Linked DNA regions of Mus musculus: all the other regions are linked to region 2. Evidence: chromatin loops called from intact Hi-C (ENCODE). Cell type or tissue: heart. All regions are shown on one strand. Region 1 holds the start of Rgs16 (regulator of G-protein signaling 16). Region 2 overlaps Rgs8 (regulator of G-protein signaling 8). Region 3 overlaps C230024C17Rik (RIKEN cDNA C230024C17 gene).

The links. Hi-C counts contacts between places; a loop is a spot of excess contacts. Peaks named below come from ENCODE experiments on the same cell type or tissue, not always from the same donor. Only the 100,000 strongest peaks of a DNase experiment are listed, where the experiment ranks them.
Region 1: it touches region 2 in a loop (2.2-fold over the local background); 13 of 42 quality-filtered maps call a loop at or near these places.
Region 3: a loop joins it to region 2, with 2.5 times the contacts of the local background. A loop is called at or near these places in 5 of 42 quality-filtered maps.

What each region holds. Positions count from the first base shown.
Region 1 is chr1:153,738,742-153,746,741 of GRCm38, forward strand. Rgs16 (regulator of G-protein signaling 16) reads left to right here and starts at 1,612. Exons shown (of 5, transcript NM_011267.3): 1 at 1,612-1,771; 2 at 2,122-2,232; 3 at 2,879-2,940; 4 at 3,222-3,388; 5 at 4,893-6,727. The coding sequence starts at 1,728. The coding sequence ends at 5,114. In heart, CTCF peaks have their summits at 905 and 3,863 (motif pointing left); DNase peaks (open chromatin) are centred at 1,570 and 4,250; H3K4me3 peaks cover 1,555 bases; H3K27ac peaks cover 809 bases; H3K27me3 peaks cover 2,538 bases.
Region 2 is chr1:153,676,010-153,684,009 of GRCm38, forward strand. All of the region lies in intron 5 of Rgs8 (regulator of G-protein signaling 8), which reads left to right. Among named protein-coding and RNA genes, the nearest start is that of Rgs8, 27 kb to the left of the region's middle. In heart, no CTCF peak of the experiment used is centred here; a DNase peak (open chromatin) is centred at 3,332; H3K27me3 peaks cover 2,063 bases.
Region 3 is chr1:153,727,317-153,735,316 of GRCm38, forward strand. It overlaps C230024C17Rik (RIKEN cDNA C230024C17 gene), which reads right to left. Exons shown (of 3, transcript NR_046171.1): 2 at 4,554-4,678. Among named protein-coding and RNA genes, the nearest start is that of C230024C17Rik, 6.5 kb to the right of the region's middle. In heart, no CTCF peak of the experiment used is centred here; a DNase peak (open chromatin) is centred at 3,525; H3K27ac peaks cover 1,923 bases; H3K27me3 peaks cover 1,606 bases.

The sequences.
Region 1 (8,000 bases), 63 kb after region 2:
CCCACTCCCTCCCATCTTCCTTTCCCGACCTTTTACTTCACAGAGCATAGAGCAGTCCTTACTGCTGGAGAAGCCCCCTAGGAGATGGAATTCTGTATCCTGAAAGTGACAAAACATTGTTTTCCTTACTGCATAGAATTCCATACAGCATAGATTTCCAGTCTATCTGTTTGCCAATCTGTTTGATTGTGTGCCAAGTCTTGTTCCAAGCGCCTTGTATATAGATGCGGGTCCTTTGGCATGCCACCCAGATCCCCTATCCTGGCCACCACCAGTGTGGTATGGTCTCTGTTATAGGCTCTGGGAGTTGCTCTTGACAGAGACATCACCTGGAGCCAGGTCAGGCATCTCAGCACAGCAGAGTCCAATAAATGGGTAATGCTAAGGCCTGCTCAGCTCCAGAAGTAGACACTTGCAAAGGTCTACACAACTCTAGAACATCCTTGAAGACCCTCTGGGCGTGGGGTGGGGTCTCTGTGTGCAGCATAACTGCTCTGCTCTTCTCTCAGTTCGTTTCTGAGAATTATCCCTAGCATGCCTGCTACCCCTACAGAATGCTCCCTGGGGAAGTCCAGCTCTCCAAAAAGGTCTTCAGTCCCCACCACACCTTATGAAATAAGTATGGTGATGTCTAAACCCCAGACACAAAGAAATGGAAAGATGGAGTCTCTAAGGTCTCTCATAATTATACAGCAGAAACATGATTTGAAACTCCATAACTATCTACCCTTAACCTTACCTGCTGCTTCTTAGTAGCAATCTCGAAGGGAGCTCCCGAGGGCCAGCCGGGAAGACAATGGCACCTTTAAGGCAGGATGAGGAGGGGAACTAAGCAGTTGCTTAGCCTCAGGATCACTTACCGGTTACAGAGCTGTTGTTACTGTTGCTTTCCAGCAGGAGCAACATGGTAAATTCAAAGCTGGATTGAGGCACCAAGACTTACCCTATAACTATAGAGCATTAGAGCAATTAAGCACGGTTGCAGAGATTTCTGCTATAATTGTGTTAAGTAAATGTTTCCGCCCATGCCTGCTGATCTTGGCCAAATCGCTAGTTTTCTGATCTTCTGATCCTTCATCTCAAAGTGGAGGTAATGACCGTGGGGGCGAATAGCTCACTTGGCTCCCGTCACCTTCGAAGACCATGGGATGGTACCTGTTCTGACCTGAGAGAGAGTGCAGTATAGTGGTGATGTACTTTTTCTTGGAATGCACCCCATGCGCCTGTCCTCCGTGAACTCTCCACCCCCTACCAAACCTCTCCTGTCACTTTTGAATTGTTTTCCTGCTTTTACTAGAGGTCGGCGTCTCTCTCTCTCTCTCTCTCTCTCTCTCTCTCTCTCTCTCTCTCTCTCTCTCTCTCTCTCTCGGCGTATGTCTGGTCTTCAAGCCTTCCTCTTCTCCTGGCACCCCAAGTCTCCGACCTTGGGGGTGGGGACAGCCCCGTGCGCTTGAGATGAGGCCCTGGGGGCTACCAGTCGTGCCCCACCCCTTCAGACTCCCCTCGCTGCCTCCTCCCTCCCAACGCCCAGCCCCACTCTCTTATTGGTCGGCGACGTTCGTCCCCGCCCCGCCCCACGGGGATAAAAGCCTTAGTAGCCACCGGCCCGGCGCGTGCCGCTCTCCAGACCTCTTCTGCGCAGCCTGGTACTTGCTACTCGCTTTTCCCTCTTCGCCCTCCGGTCCGCCACCATCCTCTCCACGACGTGCTGTCCTGCGTCCGCAACCATGTGCCGCACCCTAGCCACCTTCCCCAACACCTGCCTGGAGAGGTAAGAGGATTTTTTTTTTTTTTTTAGCAGTCCGGACGACCAAGTCCCGAATCCACTAACCCTCAGCCTTGGGAACGCGGGGAAACGGGGACAGCCGGGCAGAACTTGTTGTGCTATAAAGACCCCAAAGTGTTAAGACCTATCAGGGCATAGCCCAAGTGCTGCCTTTGTGGCCTAGAACTTGAAGACTCCAATGAGAGAAGCGCTTAGGGCCTTGGGAATGGTCAAGTGTCCCAGGTTTCTTGGGACTGAACTCTGGGTGGTGGTGTTAGTTGGGAGGCCCTCCTTCCCCAACTTCTCGGTGCTGGCAAACAAACAGAATCCTTACACCTTGATGGTTTTTCTTTCAGAGCCAAAGAGTTCAAGACGCGGCTGGGAATCTTTCTTCATAAATCAGAGCTGAGCTCCGATACTGGGGGTATTAGCAAATTCGAGTGGGCCAGTAAGCATAACAAAGAGAGGTAAGTCCTATTGTCTGTCCAGCCCTGGGGCTTTAGAGGGGAGAAGGCCTGAAAGGGAAAATAGGAGCAGACTAGCTAGGTGCCCGAAACCTCTCTCTGGAGATTTGAGTGAGACTTTACTGCTGTCCTGTGGCTGCGGAGCCCCATTGTGGAGGTGGTAGAGTCCAGGTTTGCCACCCCCAGCAGATGCCCGCGTGCAGGACATGCATCCCTGTTTCTCTGAGGATGTTGTAACACTCGAATACAGGGCTAGGGCAGGGTCTGCATCTGTCTAGAGCACTCTGCCTAGAAGCCACCTTTTATGGAACGCCAGGCGTGATGCTAGGCTTTGGGGTTGTAAGTAAATAGAGAGACTCTCTCAGCCTCCTGCTTCATTGGAGAGGTGTGCAAACCAAAGTTGAGAATCTTGGGACTAGAATCCATTTAGTTACAGAAGAAGGCGGTGTTAGGGATACTGACTGAGGACTAAAGGGTTCCTGGCAACGGTTGCTGGATGCCCAGGTGCCCCTTACATAACCTGTTTCATGGGAGCTTGAGAGGTTAGTTTTGACAACCAATAACTTCAGCCTAGGATGCTTTTGTTTGTTGATTAAAAAATATTCATTTAAAAATCTCTGCTCCCCCCATCTCCCCCCCCCCCCCACAGAAGCTTCTCAGAAGATGTACTGGGATGGAGAGAGTCTTTCGATTTGCTGCTGAACAGTAAAAGTAAGTAGGACCCTGTTGTCTGTCTGTGAAAGGCACGTGTGTGCTCATGTGCTTGGAGATTGTCCCAGCAAGGCTGAAAAAACACGGGGCCAAATAATAGTAGTAGTAATAATAACCCCAGTCCTCCAGTGTGCCAGCCTCTGTTCGGAACACAAAGACAGAGCCTTGTTCAGGAAAATTACATTCTAAAAATAGAGCCATTAACGCCAATTGCTGTCTTTTCGTCTTTTCTTCGCAGCTGTCCCCTAGTCTGACCTGTCTCCTTTCTCCCCTTACCACAGATGGGGTGGCTGCCTTCCATGCCTTCCTAAAGACGGAATTCAGTGAGGAGAACCTGGAGTTCTGGTTGGCCTGCGAGGAGTTCAAGAAGATCCGATCAGCCACCAAACTGGCGTCCAGGGCTCACCACATCTTTGACGAGTACATCCGCAGCGAAGCCCCTAAAGAGGTCAGTGTCCCAGTGCCCCAGCACTCGGCTCCGGCCTTGACTCCTCCAGACCCTGTCTGTTCCTTTCCAACTGAAAACCGAGGTCAATGAGGGAAGAGTTAGCTTTGCAGTGCAGTAGTCTGCACGGTTGGAGAAGGGTAGGGAGTCAGTGGCTGGACACTAAACTTTGCAACACAAAGTGTTATATATAGCACAGGGACGGCAAGAATTTTTTTGGGGGGGAGGGGTTCTTCTCTCCATACCAACATTTGTAAATTCGTTATTAAAAAAACAAAACAAAACAAAAACTCAGCACAAGAAAGTAGAGGAACAAAAGGCTTTGGATAACCTGACTCTGATCTGTGTCCACCCTTTGGGAACTTTTTTTGTTGTTTTTTTGTTTGTTTGTTAGGTTTTTGTTTTTTTGTTTTTTGTTTTTTGTTTCTTTTTGCAATGCCTCTGAAAGGCTATTCACAGTAGCAGTGGCGCCACCTGGTGGACACACCTGAGCAATGCTGTGTGTTTGTATCTTGTTTTCTGGCTGCTTCTGTTTATTTTACATTTACTCTGTAACGATTTAATAAGTATCACTTAACATGCAAGGAAGTTTTATTATCTTAGAGGATGTAGCAGTGAAAAGTGTAGAGTTCTAGTGGAACTCTATTGTAACGGGAGAAGATGTCAGGAACCAATTCAGTATAAGCCAGGGATGTGAACAGAGCACACAGTGAGAATTAGGGAGCCGGTGAAAGAACACACAAGGCCAAGAGTTGTAAGGATCGAGAGAGGGAAGGACATCCTGCCACAGGGAACGGGGACAGGTGAGGTCATACACATGGCTGGTGGCCAGATGCAGCCATTCTAGCTTTTCCTTTGAATGACATGGACAGGAAGCTAGGGTATTTCCAGACGGATTGGGCTCGATTTAGCAGCTGTGAGGACAGACAGACAGTGGGAGTGAGGGGAGGCAGGAGCCGAATTACTACACAGGTCCAGCGCAGAGGTGGTGACTGGAACCAGCAGAGGAGTAGCATTCATAAAAGGCCTCATGTTAGTCTTGAGAGATCAGAGGACCAACCCCTGGGTCTGAAGTGGGAACTGTCCTAGACCCGAAAAGCTGGTGAGTGGGGCTGAAGAGATGGCTCAGTGGTTAAGAGCACTTGCTGTAGAGGACATAGGTCACCCCACACTATACATCCAGAACTCCTATATTTTATCACCAGCATGGCAGCTCACAACCTCCTTTAACTCCATTTCTGGGGATCCTTCAGGCCTCTAGAGGCTCCTATGTACATGCGGTGCACACACTTATGCAGGCACATATACATACAGATCACATATACTCATATACACATATATACATGCATATGTATATATGTATATGAAAGGAGTCACTTTATTTACTGTCTGGTACTCTTTCAGTGACATCACTTGCTCACCAAACTCCCCCCCCCTCCGCCCTGCCCTGCCCGGCCACCCCACTCCACACCACTCACCTTTGTGGTTTGCCCTGCTTCCCCCACAGGTGAACATAGATCACGAGACCCGAGAACTGACCAAGACAAACCTACAAGCTGCCACTACCAGTTGCTTCGATGTGGCTCAGGGGAAGACCCGCACATTGATGGAGAAGGACTCCTATCCGCGCTTCCTCAAGTCACCAGCTTATCGCGACCTGGCTGCCCAAGCCTCGGCCACTTCCACCTCTGCACCCAGCGGCAGCCCAGCTGAGCCTTCACACACTTGAGCCTCCGCAGCAACCTAGAAGCCATCGGGAAGAGAGGTGGAGTCGCCCGTCCCTAAAGCAGCTGCCCTGTGTGGGAGGCAGATCCTGTGCAGCAAGTGCAAGAGGATAGTGGAAGGACAGACGGACATCCATCCCCGCAGCTTGAGTGCGAAGAACCCCCTCTCCTCCAGATACTGTGGTGGGCCAGTGTAGGAGAGACTCCTCATTTCCAGGACCTGTGACTGAGGGCTGACGACAAGGCTGCGCCGGGTGCTCTGGGGGGAAGGGTGGCCCAGAACTTATACTTTTTACCAGGGCACACACAAAGGGATGCTGGGTGGTTGGGAACCATGAGAACAGGAGCCAGAGAGCAGTTATTTAAGGGCCAGACAGTCGGCTTTGGTCCCCGTCTTGATTTCCTCACTCCTGGACTGGGCCTAGAAAAGGCTGTGTGTGTGGAACCTTCATTTCCTGCCCCTTGCCTTCCCAGGGACACCCAGGGCCCCCGAGCTGAGGCTTCTTAATATTCCTGTGCTCATTCTTGCCGTCTCACAGAGGTCAATGAGTCTGTCTGATTCTTGGCCCAGATGAGATTTCTATACCTCAAAAAACCGGCCTGTGAGCCCCTTTCCGGGTCAATGATGAATCCTGCAAAAGAAGCCATTCTGCTCATGGGACCCTAAGCTGGGTGCTCTCCATGGCCGTCTTGTAGGTGGCCCCCTGCCTTCACCTTTGCAGCAGGGTCTGCTTGTGAACAGGGCTAACTGAGAAGTCTTACTGGGCCCTGCGCTCCTTGGAAGATGGGGTCTAAGGAGGGAGGTGGGAGGAAGGAGACTTCCGGCACAGGGGCCAGCACTCATGTCCAGCAGGTGAGCTAAGGGAGAGAAGTCATTGAAAAATCCATCTAGGAGCCCAAAAGACTAGCTGAAGTCAAACCAGTTCTCTTTGTGGGTATGAAAATGGGGAAAAGTGTCTCCTACCCCTCACCCTGGTGGAAGGGGAGCCTTGTGCTTCTTTCCTGTTGACATGAGATGCCCACTGTAGTTAGGGGAGAAGCCCGTCAAGGACCAAGAAAGCTCTGGAACAGAAGTTAGCTCAGCCAAGGGAGTATTGCAGATGTGCGGGGAGGGCTGCCTGGAAGGATGGGGCCGGGGGAAACCAACTTGCCTGCCTATCACTTCTGAGTCTTACCGAACAAACTTTCCAAGTTGGGACTTCCAGCACCAGCCACCGAGACGGAGACCTAGGTTGTTTCCCTCTGCACTTGAGGTTTCTCCGGGAGAGAACTCTTTTAAGTATAATATTGTGTTCTGTTGTGTTGTGCCGATTGTCTCGCTGCTATTGTTATTTATTGTGGTTTGTTTGCCTGTACTGAAGAGCCTCAGCTGGAGCTGCTGCCTGATCACGCCTCCTCCCTACCAGACTCTACCTCTGCAAGCCTTGGGAATCACTGAGGGCTGGGGGGGGGGGGGAACGGGACACGGGACTCCCCACTGTGTTAATATTTATTTATTGTTAACAAAGGGAGCTGGGTTCCTTTATCAGCAGTGTATGTGATCACTGTTTTTCTGTTTGAGCATGTTATATTCTTGTAAAAAAACCTGAAAATAAAACTCAAAAATAATATCCCAATATTTCCCAGGACAGTATGGATGATATGAGGGTCCAGGGGAGTATGGAGGGCCTGTGGTATCACAGCTCTGGTGATTCTGTGGGATGGGGATACAGGACGGGGTGGGTGGCTGAAGGCACGAAAGGGTTGAGCTGGGTTTGAAAGGCTTTTGCAGGGTAGTCCACAAGGAGCCGGGCTTCTCCTCTGCCTGGTGCCTTCTGGGTCACATCAGTCCTGAAATCCTGCTCTTTGAGATTTCACTGCCTGAAAAGAGCCTGGCCCAGGCACATAGTAGTGAATGCCTGCAAGCCCTAGCTTTTAGGAGTTTGAGAATGGCCTTAGATTACATACTGAGATCTTGATTCAAAAGAAAAAAAAATTTAGCCAGGCGGTGGTGGCACACACCTTTAATCCCAGCACTCGGGAGGCAGAGGCAGGTGGATTTCTGAGTTTGAGGCCAGCCTGGTCTACAGAGTGAGTTCCAGGACAGCCAGGGATACACAGAGAAACCCTGTCTCAAAAAACCAACCAACCAACCAAACAAACAAAAACAACAACAAAAAAAGAAATTATGTGGTGTTATAGATATCTGCTTATACACAGATCTGACATGCTGTTGGGTTTCAGTTCTCCCCCAAGTCCTCTGTGTGATCAGAGTTCAAGTACTTGGTTGTAGAGACCCCTTAGAATTGCACCCTACACCTAGATCCAGGGTTCTCAGGTGATAGCAGGAGGGGTTCAGACACTGAGGGCTTAAGCAAAAATATGGGAACAAACAGGCAGGCTCTAACCTCATACCATCCAGACAACAGCTCGACCGGATCCTAAACGGGGGAGAGCATGTGTGGTGCAGCTGGTGCAGCTGGTGCAGCTGGTGCCGGAGGCCATCTGAGCTGTTACACTGTGGGGCGTTTGTCTATGTGAGATGGGTAGAGAGGCCCATGACCGGGGACGGGAGGGAGACAGGAGTGCCCAGGTACAATGAAACACTGTGGTGTGTGTGTCTGCTCCACACGCACACATCCCACGCTAAGCATGTGAAAGGCGGAAGACAATTTTCTGGAGTTGTTCTCGGCTTCTACCTTTTGGGTTTTGGGGGTTGATTTCAGGTGGTCAGCCTTGGCAGCAAGCACCTTTACCTGCTGAGCCATCTTGCTAGCCACAAGGCCCCGAATCCCTATTTTCCACGGCTGGAGATGTTTGCACACATAAAAACATGGCGATTCCTTAATGCGACAAAAGGTCATCACCTCCTTTTGCCAGACTAAAGACTCCTGCGTTATGCATGTTCTTGT
Region 2 (8,000 bases):
GAGCGAAGAGGTCAGCGCTTGCTAAGTGCTTTCCTTAAAACCAACAAATGCAACTGAAATGGCCACTGCTGATGGCTTCATTAGCTAGATGGGTTTCTAATATGTGCTAATTTGGAAGCTTTTCCCTGTTCGTCCAATTATAGTTAGACTTGATATCTGAATTGTGCATGCAGTCTGCCCTGAAGGGAGATGAGTGTGTGTGTGTGGTGTGCTCTCGAGTGTGTGTTTGTGTGTGTGCCTAGAAGTCTTTCTGCTCTGAAGCTAATACCTAACAGAACCAAACCTTCCAGTTTGTGGGAAATCTACTCTGTCAGGCAACTTGAAGATAGGGAAAAACCCCAGTGTGTTTACCTTTTGCTTTTATTTTTATTTTTAGTTCTATTTTCCATGAGGTTTAGGCATGCACTCATTTGTCCTGCTTTTAGAGGGATATTTAGCCCTGAACTCTGAAGAAATATTCTCTTTTTTGCTTTCCCCCCTTTTCTTTCCTCTTTCCTTCCATCTTTCTCTTCTTCCCTTCCCCTCCTCTCCCTGCTTTCCTCTTCCCCTCCCTCCTGCTTCTCTTTCCCTACTACCTTTCTCTTTCTCATTCTCTCTTCCTCCTCTTGCCTTTGCCTTGCTCCTGCATGCATCCATCCATCCTCCCTCCCTCCCTCCCTCCCTCCCTCCCTCCCTCCCTCCCTCCCTTCCTTGGACATAAAACTTGAGTAACTTGCAGGTTTATACCCGACCCCACCTGGAGCGCCTCCCTTGGGGACTGATGTGGAAGGCCATCTTGTGTAATAGTTTGTATGGAATCTGATGGAAGGCTTCTATTCACTTGACCCACTGGCCCCAGGGAATGTCAGGTTAGGGGAAGTAAGACCACGGAGAGCCCTTTCACAGTAACATCATTGTCCGTCTCTGTAAAACAAGGCCAATGGAGAAGTCTGTGGCGCATAAAACTTAGTCCCCTTCAGGGAATGGTTGAGATATAAAAACACAAAATAAGTTAAGCTGTTCACACAGCTACTACATAAAAGACCCCCCAAACCAATGATCAGATAAAAGCTAAATGATCAGCTCTTGGGGACACTCTACAGTGTTCATCTGGGCAAGCTTTAGCTCCAGGGCAAATAGGCAGGCTTCCATTTATCACTCGACTCTCCCCATACTGTTTAAGTCAGAAAATTCTAGAGAAGTCTTATTCAAAGTGTGAACCAAGGCATCTGCAGCAGCACCTGCAGGAGCTTGTACGAAATGAACATTTTTAGATCTTATCTCAGACCTGTGGAACCAGAATCCCTGGGGATTGGAGGCTGGGGTATGGTTTTCCCAGGAGTCTTTCCGAAATGGCAAGCTTGAGAAACTCTGCTTTCAAGCACAAGTGTGCAAAACAGGAAAGGATTGTGTTCTGGTGGGGTGGGTAGCCCAGGCTTTTGGAGAAACTTTGTATTCTATGGAGGACATTGAGGCCTCAGGCAGCATCTGCCTGTAATGGACTATCAGGGTATTATGGGTCCCATGTGTGTGGTGTGGAGGATCCCATAGGTAGTCAAAAGAAAAGGAAGGAAGGAAGGAAGGAAGAGATAGATAGATAGATAGATAGATAGATAGATAGATAGATAGATAGATAGAATAAAACAAAAAGGCAGAGGCTGAGTTAACTCCGTGGAGTGGAGATGGGTGGAAAAGGAGTTTCCCGGCTCTTCTGTCAATTACAAGAGCACCGCTGTAAGCTTCCCTTGTACCTTGCTGGGAGGGGCTCCAGGACAATGGGCAGCTCCTCATTGCCTATAAAAGGTCTGAAGAGAAGCAGCTGTGCAAGTTCCTAACCCCGCCTCCTGTCCCTCATCAGCTCTGTGACCTCAGGCCCATCACCTAATGGCAAGGAGCCTCAGTTTTCCTCATCTGTGAAAGGGGAAGGAAGGCTTGTACGGCGTAAGACTTCAACACAGTTGCTGTTCCCCAAATGCTAAAAGAGGTGACCTGGTACACAGAAGGCCTGATAAAGGATAGCTGTCTGATTATTTTTTGCTATAATACATTGGCTTACTGAGAAAATACGCATTTTGTGAGTCCTGTGTGCCTGTGCTAATGGAAGGCGTACTGATCCCGTGGACAGCTTGAGGCAGCAGATCAGAGGGAGACTTCCCAGAGTGACTTGATGTTTCTTTTTACTCAGCTCTCCTGAGCTTTTGTGATTCCCTCTTGTCTTCCTACCCACCTTCCCTAATGAATGTGAGAGAACCCTGCTGGGAGTGGAGTTTTTACAAGCCCAGGAGGTAAAATCTGGTATGTTCCCTTGGTTGAGGGTCCCAGCAGTATTCTTCCATAAAATGCATCTGAGAACTACTCTTTGATACTGAATGTGGAGATTTTTTTTTAGGCTACAGACTAGCATCTGTGAGCTTTACAGTACTTTTTTTTTTTTTGGTTCTTGTTGTTTAGTTTTGTTCTTTGAGACAGTGATCCACTGCGTAGCCCAGGCTGTCCTCTAACTCACTCTGTTCTTGGGCTCACAGAGATCTCTCTGTCCCGACTGCTGGCATTAAAGGCATGGGCAACCACCACCTGGCCTTTAGTACTTTTTTATTGGGGTAGCAGCTGTAAGCTCTGTATGGCCTTTCTTCTGCTTCTGTATCTTAGGAAGAGGAAGAAGCCTGATATACTGTCATCCTAACACACACACACACACACACACACACACACACACACACACACACACACACACACACACACACAGGTGATATATACCAGAGATCATTTAAGAAAACCAGTAATCATAAGTGTGAAATTATAATTAGCATCCCAATTGCTTGCCAGCAGATCTCATAACTGGCAATAGTTTGTTCCCTAAGTAAAATCCATACATGAATCTTGATTAGCCACAGTCATTTACTTCAAAACCTTTGCCTCACAGATGACACAGAGGAAGATTTTCTGACCCTGACGTGATTCTCACTGCAAAATTTAAACCAGCGGCTTGGTTCCGAGGGAAACAGGTTTTGTCTTCTCCAGTAGCTTATGCACCTTAGCTTGTATAAACACATTTTCCGGCTCCTATCCTCGGCTTGACTTTGGATTCTATTCAATGGACTGTTTTCTCCCATTGATCAGGAATGCAAGAGGACGCTGGGTTTTGAGAGAGTACTTTGGTAAACACAGTGTTTAAAAATAGTTTTCCCCCCTTGTTTGTTTTGTGTTTTCCTGAGCCTGGGAACTGATGGAGGCTCAAGTCCACCCTTGCTGCCAGCTAAATCGGGGCTGCTGGACCTTGAACTGTTACCTAAGCCACCCTCCCTGCTGTACCCGCTGCACCGCTCATTCATAGTGACCCAATTTCTCCCCTTATGTAAGCACGCCGCAGGAAAGAATCAGAGGGAGCCAGCCAGCAGCCGGCAGCATGTGCGGCCACGGCATGTTCTTGGAGGTTCTGTGGCTGTTCGAAAGGACGCCAATATCCTGCCCACTGTTCCAGGAATCCTGAACTGTACATGCCTGTCCCTTCCTGCTGCTGGCAAGGCACCCATCCCAAAACCTTTGTGCTGTTTCCAGAGCCTTGACTCCTGGGAGGGTTATTCAAAGAAAGCCTAAGTCAAATGCTAATAAAACAACTAGAAGAGAGCCCTCACCTCCCTCCTCCTCCTCCTCTCCTGTTTTTTTCTGAACTGTTCACTGCCCGTCCACTGCCTTTGATTGCCAGGACTGCATTTAGCATTAAACATTCAGTTATGGATCAGCATTCCCTTAGAACATGAGAGTAACAGTCATGAACAAGTATCCAGCATTCCCTGCTTATAAGTCAGGCTCTGCCTGTCACGTGTGTGTGTGTGTGTGTGTGTGTGTAAACCCATTGCAGTCCCCTTAACCCTGTGGAGGAGACTAAAGAACAGAGAGGCCACACCTCTCTACACACTAGCTCATGCCAAATACTGTGTGTCAGAGCCAGGGCACAATAGCTTCTGGGGTTGGAGTCATGTTGCCCAAAATGTGCGGGAGCTCAGGAGTAAGGTTCTAGAGTGGGGTCTGGATCAGAGCTCCAGTCTTCCCCACCTAGTGTGCAGTGTACACAGGTCTCTAGCTTCGGCGGCACTGCTAATGCAAACATGGCCACCCCTAGAGATAACAGCAGATGCCGCTGAGTTGTTTAGTGATAAATCAACACTCTGCATTTAGAACCAATTACGGTTTGTGGACAAACAGAAGGCAGGAAGGAGGGTCCTCCGGAGGGAAAGTGAATGGTGGAATGACAGGGGAGAAAAATGGTAAAAGACAAGAAACAGGACAAGGGGTAGGGAAGATGCAGAGGAACCAATGCAAAGCTTACTGGGAGAAGGATGGTGAGAAAAGAAGTGAATGAGAAGAAAAAATAGGTCCCTGCTCCCCCCCCCCCCGTCCCCCATCCCCAGTAATTCACTTGCTGGGACACATCAGCAAGAGACTCGGACCAGGCTTGGAGCAAGTGGTCTGTCCTGAGGATGCTGTTGCCTCCTGCCATCTGCTACTGGCAGGAAGAGGCGGGGCTGCTGGCAGAAGGAGGCGGAGCTTCTGAAGCATTGGTGCTTCCTGCATCCCCAGAACTCCCCCACCCCCACCACTCACTTCGGTTGTTCTTGGGTGGAATGTCTCTTTGCTCAGTGAACCTCCATGGCCTACCTGCAGTGACACCTGTTCTGGGAGCATAAAAAGGGTAGGGGGAGGAGGCTGTGGCTGAGAGCGATTGGGTAGAGAATGTGGGTGAGTTGAGAAGGGATGAGGGCAGGTGCATCTGCCGGCCTTTGTGATGGCTGCCTTTGCTGCCGTCTGTTCTTGCTTCTCAGGTCCAGACACCAGGAGAGTCCATGGCAACAGGGCCGTTATTTCTCTTTTCTTGGCCCCTCAAACGCTCCCTTGAAATCCCTGACAACTCCAAAGTGGAGTGAATGCCTGGGTTTAGCCCTTGCCGACCCCCACCCCCACCCCCACTCCCCATCCCATCCTGAACAGCAGGCAACCAATCGATTTGATGCCTAGAAGAGAGCAGTGTATTTCCAAGGATGCTTGTGGTCCCTGGCTAAAGGCTGGAAAGGATGCCCAGGAAGGTACAATGGGATGCTGAGAAGGACAAGTTAGTTTTCTCTCAATGAAAGAACCACTAGTGGTAGGCTGACTGTTGGGGTTGCAGGATGGAAAGAATTTAGGTAGATTCCAGGCTCTTGGTGGTTCCTAATAGCCTCAGTTCTCACCATAGAAAAGGTGATGGGAGGTGTCCTCCAGCTGGACCAGCCCCAAGCCTGTGAGCCAAATGGCACCTTTGCAGGGCTGTGGCACACATATGCTCAGTGTGTTTGCCTGACCGGGGTTTAACATTCATCCCCTCTTTGAAGAAAGTGGTCATTGGAGAGAGGACAGGCGTGCTCTAACATCACCCAGATGTGTAGGCAAATCTCCTTTGCTCCTTTTACTGGCTTAGTGACCACAGGCAGTTCTATGCTCAGATCTCACACTCCTTTTGTAAACCAAGCCTACGACTAGCACTATTGACTGCTCGTAGTGAGTACCAAGCAATTTTGCATAGATTGCTTCACTTGATCCGTACAGCGCAGTGAGTTCCCGAATGGTCTCCATTTTTACAAGTTAGATTTCCATCTTGGGCTTTAAGATGTTAGAGTACTCTCCCAAGGTCATATAGGATTCAAAACCAGAGCCCCTGTGTATGTGTGTGTGTGTGTGTGTGTGTGTGTGTATGTTTGTGTGCATACATGTGCAGATGCACAAGCACATGCGTGCAAATGCAGTTGCAGGTCAGGCGTCTTGTCAGGACCCACCTTGTTCTATTGAAACAGAGTCTCTCGTTGACATAGGCTGGGCTGGCCAGCCTGCTTTTTGTTTCATCTTACGAAGATTCTGAGGACCTGAACTCGGGTCCTTGTGCTTGTGCAATGAGCACTTATTGACAGAGCCCTCTCTTGCTCCAGGACCTTTTTCTTAATCACATTGATTCCATGATGTATCGGGCTATAAAGTTAGGGTGACAGTGGCCTGGAGTAAGTCCTCTGTGTGTGGCAGTGACGGTGTTGAGGGGAAGGAGGAGACAGGATGTCTGAGGAGGGCAGGTCTGAGTACAGGACAGAGCAGTAACTCTCCTTGGAAAGGGTGTTCCAATCTACCCTGGCCTTCTCCCGTGAGGACCATGAGGTCAGTAAGGCTGAATGTGTTGTGCACATGAGTGGGGGCTTGGTTGTGCTCAAACTGGTGTCAAGTGAGGCCTCTGCTGCTTCCACTTGTGGATAGGCGTGGCTCTCTCTGGCAGGCTGCCTGCCCAGCCAGGGGTGCTGCCGAGCCACCTGAGAGTTTGCCACACACATCCCTTCAGGTTCCCAACCTGTGCAGTTCCTTCAGTTCCTCACAGTGTAATTCATCAAACTCTGAGGCCCACGCCCATCTTTGTGTCTATGTGTCGGTTCTTGGAACTAGATTCTTTCCCACCTAAGTGGCTTTCTTCATTTACTTCTCCATCCCTCTGGCTTCTGCTGTCGCTCGTAGACAGGGAATCCACAGGGTTCCTCATGGCTCCCTGTCTTGCCTTGCGTGGGGCTCCTTTCTGTCATTCCACCTCAGCAACCCTTAGGCCCCAGGTCCTAGAGGTCTGGAGATGAAACCACCAACACAGATGCTAATGTTGACATCTTTCTTATTTTAGATTTATTTATTTTATGTGTATGGATGTTTTGCCTTCACGTACGTGTGTTCACCACGTGTGTCTTGTGTCCCAAGAGGTCCGAAGAGGGAGTTTGATCTACAGGACTGGGGTTACAGATGGTTGTGAGCCACCATGTAGGTGATGGGAATCAAACCCATGTCCTCAGCAAGAGCAACAAATGCTCTATACAGCTAAGCCTCCTTTGCAGCCCCCTAATATTTGCTTCTTAACTTGGCTTTCCTGCCACCAATGGATCACATGACCAAGGCAAGTCATGTACCTTCCCTAAGGTGTGTTTTTCTCTTTTCTCAAATGGTAAAGTCATCAAGATCTATGCTATGGATCTACCACGAGGTTCAGAAAGCACTTGGTGTGGCCAAAGTCAGTGCTCAGTAAATACTTTCGGAGAGTGTTTCAAGGCATATATTCTGACTCCAGCGCTGTTTTAAAACTTCTGTTCTTCTGCCTTTCTTTGTTCTAACTTCCAGTTCTCAAATTGCTGCTCCCTAGGGTCAAGGACTCTTTGAAGGATGGCTACATTCCCAAATTAGAATCTGTTTCTGTTCCCTTCTTCGGGCATGGAAGCTCTCTCCAGGAATCAAAGTCTAAGCCATCACGATTGCTTTCTGTTCCCTGCTGCACTTAGGCTCATTTCTGGCTGCTCTGACTCTTTGCCACTCTCCCAGGCGTCTCCCCTATAGCACATGTGGCACCTATCATAACACAATCCGTTATTTTATAGGACTCCTTCACGCTCATTACATTACAGAGGCTGGAAAGCGAGGCAGTGATTTCACATGACTTCTTTGTGCTTGTAGTTCTGGACCTCGTTCCCAGCAACCTCACCCCAAATGAATAAAGGTCAAGGCTATCCAATTGGATGCATCTCGAATATGCCCCCCCGCCCGCCCCCGCCACGACTGATTCTGTCATCACCACCGTTTCGTTTGCTGCTTACTCTCATTCTTAAGGAAGGCAAGCCCTACCATTTCCTCTCAGTCCCTCTCTAAAACCTACCTTCCCCAATGCTAGCTTCTTGCTCTTCGAGCACTCATTTCACCTGCTCTTCTCCTTCCTACAAACACTGCTGTCAAGATCTTGCTCTGGAGTCCTGTGGACCTGGGATGGCATCTTGGTTCACCCCAGCTATGCAGCGGGGGCCATTGATTCAGCTCCTTTCTCTGCTCTCCCCTCCCCCTTCTCCCCACCCCTCCTTCTTTTCCCTCTCCCCGCTCTCATCTCCTCAGGCTGGTCCCGAACTCACTATGTAGCTGAGCCTAACCTTCTGATTGTCCTTCCTCCACCTCCCCTCCACTGGGGTTATGGAATTATAGAC
Region 3 (8,000 bases), 51 kb after region 2:
CACTAGGTGACTATGCATGCAACATTATTAATAAAAAGCAAAAGGAAAAAAAATCCAGTCTATGATAGAAATGTTTTAGAGAATAATCTTTTCTATCAAACAGTATTTTTTCACTTTATGGTTTCCCCTAGGAATTCATTGGTATTGCACTTCCGTGGCCCACTTAACTATTGGCGCATATGTCTCTGCTTGCTAAGAAGGGAAGGGGTAGAGAATATAGCATCAATCTGGAATTCCCAGGGGTCAATGATGGCTGAAAAGTCACTGGATATCAACAATAGCAGTGAAAACTGGTGAGTCACGGGACCCTTGAGTAGCTGGGAGTCATAGTCTCTCTGTGTACAGTTGAGCCCCACTCAGTGATAGACACCAGAGGGCCAGGTTCAGAGGGTAGAGGGGGATGTTGGGCACTCAGAGTCCAGCTGTCCGTGAGTCTGTTGTAGTTGGTGCTGAACTTTGGCTGGAAGGGCTGTAGAGTCTGTGCCCTCTGTCCAGAGGAGTGAACTCTTCTCCCCTCTCCCTGTGCACCATGGTCAGACACCTGGATGGGGAGGAGGTGCGGTCACTTCTGTGCTGCTGATATTCAGTTTTTCCTATCAGCTCCTTGGGAGGGGAGCATATGCTAAAAGAACTACAAACCAGGCTTGGTGTCCTAGTTAAGGTGATGTGCTGTGGCGAAACACCATGACATAAGGCAACTCAAGGAAGAAGGGGCTTATGGGCCCACACTTCTCCATCACTGTTCATTATTAAGGAAAGTCAGGACAGGAGCTCAAACAGGCCAGGATTCTGGAGGCAGAAGCTGGTGCAGAGGGTGTGTGTATGTGTGTATTGCTTACTGGATTGTTCAACCTGCTTTTTTTTTTTTTTTTTTGGTTTTTCGAGACAGGGTTTCTTTGTATAGTCCTGGCTGTCCTGGAAGTCACTTTGTAGACCAGGCTGGCCTCGAACTCAGAAATCCGCCTGCCTCTGCCTCCTGAGTGCTGGGATTAAAGGCGTGTGCCACCACACCAACCTGCTTTCTTGTAGCACTAAGGATCACCAGCCCAGGCATGGCACCACCCACAAGGGCTAGGCCCTCCAATATCAATCACGAATTAACAAAATGCCCTGCAGGCTGTGTATGACCCAATCTTAGGAATTTAGGGGTTTCCTTAATTGAGGTCCCCTCCTGTCTGATGACTTTCGCTTGTGAAGTTGACCATGAAACTATCTAGCACAGTCAGTTTCGAATCTCTGTCTGTTGGTTCATAGAGACTGGGAAAAAGCTCCTTTGTCCCCCAAAAGCCCTAGATTCTGCATCTGGAAATGGAGAACACAGAGGCTGCACGGTATCTCGAAGGATTTGCATCAAATAAGAACTCAAAATCAGTAGCTGCTATTTTTATTGGACAAGAGGCTGTAATTCAACCCAGGGAAGGGAAGAGGCTACATTAGACAAAATAGGGTGTGTCCGTAAGTATGTTGAGGATGGGCACAGTTTAGAGTAGAGTGGATGAGCCAGGCGGGTTGGCCCTTGGTCATAATCTCAGTATTTGGAAGGCTGACGCTAGACGATCAGGAGATTTCGGTAAGTCTGAGCTAGGTAGGAAGACCCAACCTCAGGAAATAAGTAGGGCTGGGTTGTGGCTCAGTGGGCAGAGTGCAAACACGAGAACCTGAGTTTGAATTCCAGAACCCACCCAAAGCTGTGGCACTCATGTCTATAAGCTCAGTGCTCTTACATAGCAGGTGGGAGGTGGAGACAGGAGATTCTCTGGAAGCTCACAGGCCAGCTAACGAGTAGTCTATGCAGTGATGAAAAAAGGGATCTGGACTCAAACAAGGTAAGATTAGCATCTAAGGTTGTCCTTTGACTTGCACAAGTGCATGCGTGCGCACGAACACACACACACACACACACACTAAATGAGTGAATGAATGAATGAATGATAAGAGTGGGTAGTTTACAGTATCCTCTATGCCCTACCACCCTTCATACTCAGTGGACTGGGAACTCCTGCAGCTGTGTGTCTGTCCAACACAGATTTCATAGCAGCATGGGTGGTAATAAGGCAGACCCCGCTGGGCCTTTGAATCAGAGCTTGGTGGTTCAAAGAGGAGGGATGGTAGAGGATCCACTTTGTGGACAGAGGTAGCTACCACATCCAGTTTTCTAGGGCCAGCCAAGGCTGGGGGGACACTTGGGGAGTGTCTCCACTGCTTGGCTGTGGAGGAGGCTTAGGTGTCTAGCCCAAAGGCCTAGTACCTGCTGTGCCTCATCGAAGTGGTTTTGTGGAGGAGTTTCACTGCCTTGCTTTGTTCTTATGTTTTCTGAACCACCCAGAAAATTTTGTGGGCTATCCAAAACTCATACATATTTCTCTTTGAGTTAGAAGAAAGCCTGTCTTTCTTTATCCTTAGAGACTCCATCAGTTCCCTCCTCAGAATGCCTCATGGGGGGGGGTGCTCCCTTCAACTTCTACCTTCTTTACGGCATTAATCAACTATTAGTGATATGTGATATTTCCTCAGTCCCTCTCAGTCCCAACCTCACTGTGAGAATGCAGGTCAGTCTAAGGGTATATTCTGTCAGGGCCTGCTAGCTGCTTGGCAGAGCTGTGTGTGACACCCACGAGAGCTGTAGCCAGCAGCTGGCTTTGGATCCTGGCTCTGTCACGGGAAGATGTGGGGCTGTGTGTGTGTCAGCTCCTCTATCAGTAAAGCAGGTTAAGAGTATTTCCTGTGCCTTTCAGTTGTGAGGATCAAAGGCACAGATGTATCCAGGGAGTGCTTGGCACAGAGCTTCTGCCTTACCAGGTTAGTTGACACTCAGGTGACAGAACAGTTGGGGTTTTGGGGGGGAAGGGTGGTGGTGGGAAGGTTAACACACACACAAACACACACACACACAGGCACATACACACACATACATACAGACACATACACTTACACACACACACACACACATACATAAACACACACACACATACAGACACACACATACATACACACAGGCACATACACACACATACATACAGACACATACACTTACATACACACACACACATACATAAACACACACACACATACAGACACACACACACACACACACACACACACACACACACACATGTAGTGACTTTTCCTCTAAGAGTCAGGTTGAAAGCTTGCCAGTTGGTTACTCAGGACCCATTGGGTCCACTCACTCTTCAAGGTGGCTCTCCATTTGCCCACAGAGTATCCATCCATGTTTAGTTACATAAGCATCTCTTATCTGATCCTCTGCTTGAAGTCAAGCACCTTTCAAACAAAGGAGTTTTGGGCCCTTCGCCCCAACCCTGCTCCAGGGCCTCTTGTTGTAACCCCATTTTTTTCAGGGCCAGTGGGACTGCTACTATTTCCAGGAAGAGCTGGTCCTTCTGTAAGCTGGATCCCCAGAGGCACAAGACTCTCCAGGCCAAAGCATCCCAGGCAGCAGGGCCTCAGATGGGCAGCCAAACCAAACACGGCATCCTGGATGATGGCCCTTTTCTGGAAGGCATGTGCTTGCTTTTTCCATGGCCTGGCTCTTCCGGAGCACAGGGCCATGTGAGCCAATTGTTGAGTTCTGCACAAGTCCCCGGCCCAGCCAAGCCTTAGGCTGTGAGCTGGAGAGATCTGTTGCTCTATTTTAAGATTCCCTGTGTTTCCCAGCACTTGTCAGTTGGTTAGAGAAAAGGGAAGGTGGGGCTAAGGCAGGAGGTGAGAGACAATGAGGCCAGAGCCACAGGAGTGTGCTACTTCCAGCTGAGTGGAAATTCCCATCCTTCATGGACAGAAAGTAGCACCCCCCCACACACACACCCTCAACACACTCACCCTGTCTCAGAATCTTTCTTTGGACATCTTGATAACAAAAATAAAGTGAACACACAGATTCATTTCTCAGGGTACTTTCAACCACTTTCCCCCATTTGTTGATGGAAACAGCTCTTATTAAGTCTTGCTTGCTAATGAGAAGACAGAGGAGGCACAGAGAGGTTAGTGATTGCTCATGGCCACACAGCCACTTAATCACAGAGGACAGTACAGTTCTCCTGTGTTTTATATCACGTTACCTCATTCACAACTCATTCAGTCACGAGCGATTTACTATCGGGCCAAGATGCTGTTCTTGTGCTCATGAATGAAGCAAGGAAGGGCTGATTATGGGGAACCCTGGTGGAGTCCCCATCCTTGGGCTTGTTTTTCCTCAAGTACAGCTTCGTGAGAGGAAATGATCTGTAGAAGGTTTCTAAGCACTTAATTAATATACTATTAGGGAATGAGAGAAAGGTAAATTGCATTGCCAGGGGGCGATTCGGAAGGAAGTTTTTCTATTAGAGAGAATTTCAAGCATGCAGGGGAGTAGAGAAATAATTATAAATGCCTATTACTTAGATTCAACAATGCCCCTCCCCCAGAATTTGCATATTGGTCCCTTTTTTTTTCTTGAGCTATAGAAGAGCAGATATAGACTTATACCAATGTATACATATATTTAGACATGTAGCTGAAGCATTTGGAAAAAAGTATGATATTATGAAACTCACCTCTGGGCTTAGGAGATAGATCCGCTGATAAAATGCTTATTGTACAAGCTGAAGACTCAAGTTCGGATCCCCGGGACTCATGTCAAAGCCAGGCATGGTAGTATACATCTGCAGTCCCTTTGTTGCTACAAAGAGATTGAAAGCCGAGACGGGGGACCCCTGCGAGCTTGTAGGGGTAGCTAGTCTGGTGGACACAGTGGCAAACAATAAAAAGACACTGCCTCAAACAAGGTGGCAATCGAGAAGCCACAACTGAGGTTGTCTTCTGACCTCTATATATGCACCATGGCACGTGCTCTTGAGTGTGAGTGTGTGTGTGTGTGTGTGTGTGAGAGAGAGAGAGAGAGAGAGAGAGAGAGCGCCAAAAATGACCTCAAGCTTCTCCTGTCCCCACTTGCAGAGCGCTGGACTTACAAGCATGGCTTTCAAAAAAACCCAGATGGTTTTCAAAGGCAGCCGAACAGAAGCACTATTGTTTGTTAATGCCACCCATGCAGTGACATCGGATGTGGGAAGATGCATGGAAGACATCAAATCAACTTCAGATAAGTTACATATGAAGACATCTAAATTTCAGGTGGAAATACAGGTTCTGACCTGAGTGGAGGATGCATCAGCCTGTGGGCCGTGGTGGAAACAACAGCGATAGACTCTGGTAAAGGCCAGAGTAGGAGCAGAGCTAAGGGTCCAGGTCACAATCCTGCTGTTATCAATAAAGTGCACAGATGGGGGGTGGAGGACAAGTCCTAGTGAGCATTAGATGAGCCCTTGCGTGTGAAATTCCAGACTCCCAACTGAGGGCTTCAAAGCGCTTGGATAAGTGAAGTATGTTTAGAGTAGATGATTGCTCTAAAGGATGAGCAGGGCTGCCCCAAAGGCCTGTTACTCCTGGGAGTAACAGTGTTGGCCCTCTGTATACTGCACTTGGGAAGTTGAAAGCTCATTTCTTCAGCTCTCTCTGACCCCTTCTGAGAAGTGAAGACCAGCTATAAGTATGTGAAAGAAAACATTTACTGCAGGAATCTTCTTGGAGCTCGGCCCAAGAACTAACTTTCTGGAACAGTAAGACACGGGGCCTGGGCAGTCTGCAGAGTGGATCACTGACTGAGATGGTACTGCAATTAGACAGCCTGGGATCAGAGCTTGGTCCTTCTGTCTGTTCCTCAATTAACCTCTCCGTGCCTCAGTTTCCCCGACCTGAAAACCACAATCCCCGTGCCTCCTTCAGAGGCTGGGGGAGGGTTCGGTGCGACTATGAGAAGCGGGGCATGGAGAACTCAGATGTACCGTTCACTAAACGCTCACAGTCACCATTATTAACACTGTAGCCAGGCAGTTGAAGAAGCCTGGGGATTTGGATCCAGAAGGTTCCCTGGTGGCCTTGGAGCAGCTGAGCCAGCTGCTTGCTGGTGGGTGGGGAGGAGAGGCTCAGTCACACAGCTCCCCGCGTGTCATGTCGCCCCTGCTCAGATGTGTGGGGCCCATTATGGAAAGCTCATTTCTTTCTCTGCAAAACATCATGGGCCCCCTGCCGTGCTCCTCCCTCTGTCCACCTGGGCCTGTTTCTGGGACAGCTGCTGTGTCAGGGGCGGATGGCCTGGGAGCTGGTGAAAGGCCCACCTGTTCCTGTGGCTCACTCCCGCCCTCCCCCTCCCCGGCTGCCAGACCCAGCCTCCCGGCTGCTCACACATCAATCCACGTTTTTGAATCCCTCTGCTCAGGTGTTGTGGGCGCATTGAGAGAGGCACGTTTGCTTACAGCTGGTCGCAGCATCATGACCAGCACAGGGGCTGTGTGGGGAGTCTCTGCTTTCCTGTGAAACCTGTGCCACCGTGTGCCAGCCCTCCTCATCCCTCATCCCACTTTCCCTGTCAGGGGAGTGATGGCTCCAACATGGAGGGGGTGTCGTACAAGGGTCCCTGGCTCTCAGGGCAAGGGTCCCTGACTCTCAGGGCATGGCCCTCCAGTGCCTCTTGCATTATGTCTGAAGATGCCATTGATAATCATGCTGGCGCTTGCTGTTCTCCTGCCCCAGCCGTGGCTTAGGAGAGCTTCAGGATAGTGTGGAGACATCACCCCATGATCAGGACACACCCAGGGCCTCGCCCCAAGCTGTTCTGAGGTCAGCATTGAGTAGTTCTGGGTTTGGATCTTTTGGACATCTCTGGGGCCCAGTTTTGACATCCCTGTAGCCTGGGTGTGTCACTATAGGTAGGTGGTCTCTTACTCTTAACAACTATCTTTCCATCTTTAGCAGGGTGTCTCTAAAGCAGGGAGTTAAGTGGTGGGTGATGGAGGTCCCTAAAAACAGTAGTTTTCCTTATGCCAAGACAGAGTCTGGAGTACTCTGGTAGTGCCACGGAAATCTTCCTAGCAAGTTGGCTGGGATCCTGATACAGGCATCTTAGGAATGACCCTCCCTCCACCCCCACCCCCACCCCCACCACTACCCCAGGGGACACAAAAGAGGTGAGATGTTCTGAGAGTTTTACACTAAAGGGACAAGGAGAATTTGCACAAGCTCCAGGTGTGCTTCTTGTCTTGATTTTAGCTCCAGCCCTGCTATCTGCTCTTCTTCCTGATTTGGCTCCTTTTGCTGGGTTTCATGAAACTCCAAAAGCTACAGTGGCTGTCCATGTTAGGGGCATGCCTAGCACTGAGTTTCACTGCATAATCTAACCCTTCTGGGACCCATTTCCAGAAACTTGCCTGGAGAGAAGGAAATTCAGCAGAGAAGGGCTCGAAACTCAAAGACCCTTGGGAGGCAGGGCTGACAGAGACTCTCCAAGGGTGTTAGTGTTCTTTGAGTTTGTTGCTGTCCCTTTGTTTCATTCATAGATTTGATATTTAGTGAATACGTGTATTGTGTTGGATATTGTGCAGGGCATTAAGATTTGGGGTTTGAGGCATCCTTGGGGTCATCTTAGTTCTGCCTAAGCAAGCACCTATATCACAAAGGCAGCTTCAGACCAAGAAGAGGACCTGAGTGTCCTTCAAACCAGGGGTGATGGTCCAATTTGCTCTGGGCTGGGACACAAACAGCTAATCATGGAAAGCTCCTCTGTGAGCATCTTTGAGTCCTGCCATCCTGACATTGAGATCTGAACGGTGCTCCCTCCTCATCTGTCCTGGGTCTCCACTATGCCACAAGCACAGCTGGGGGCTGTTTGCTACACCCTGCTGGAAGTTCCTGTTGGTGGATGGGTGACAGACGGGTGCGGTGGGGTGATGGTTAGAACACCTCCTTGACTCCAATTCCAGGGTGACAGGTGCCTGAAAACGGAGCACAGTCTCACCCAGAACCTACAGGACTGTGCAGCTCTGTGCCCAGTCTTAGAGAGAACTAGAGATCTAACTCCTGCCTTCCAGGCACTTGTAAAATGGTAGGCCTCAGTTTTCCCCTCTTCTGGAGTGTTTTATTCTAAATGATTTCTCAGGGCCTTGGAA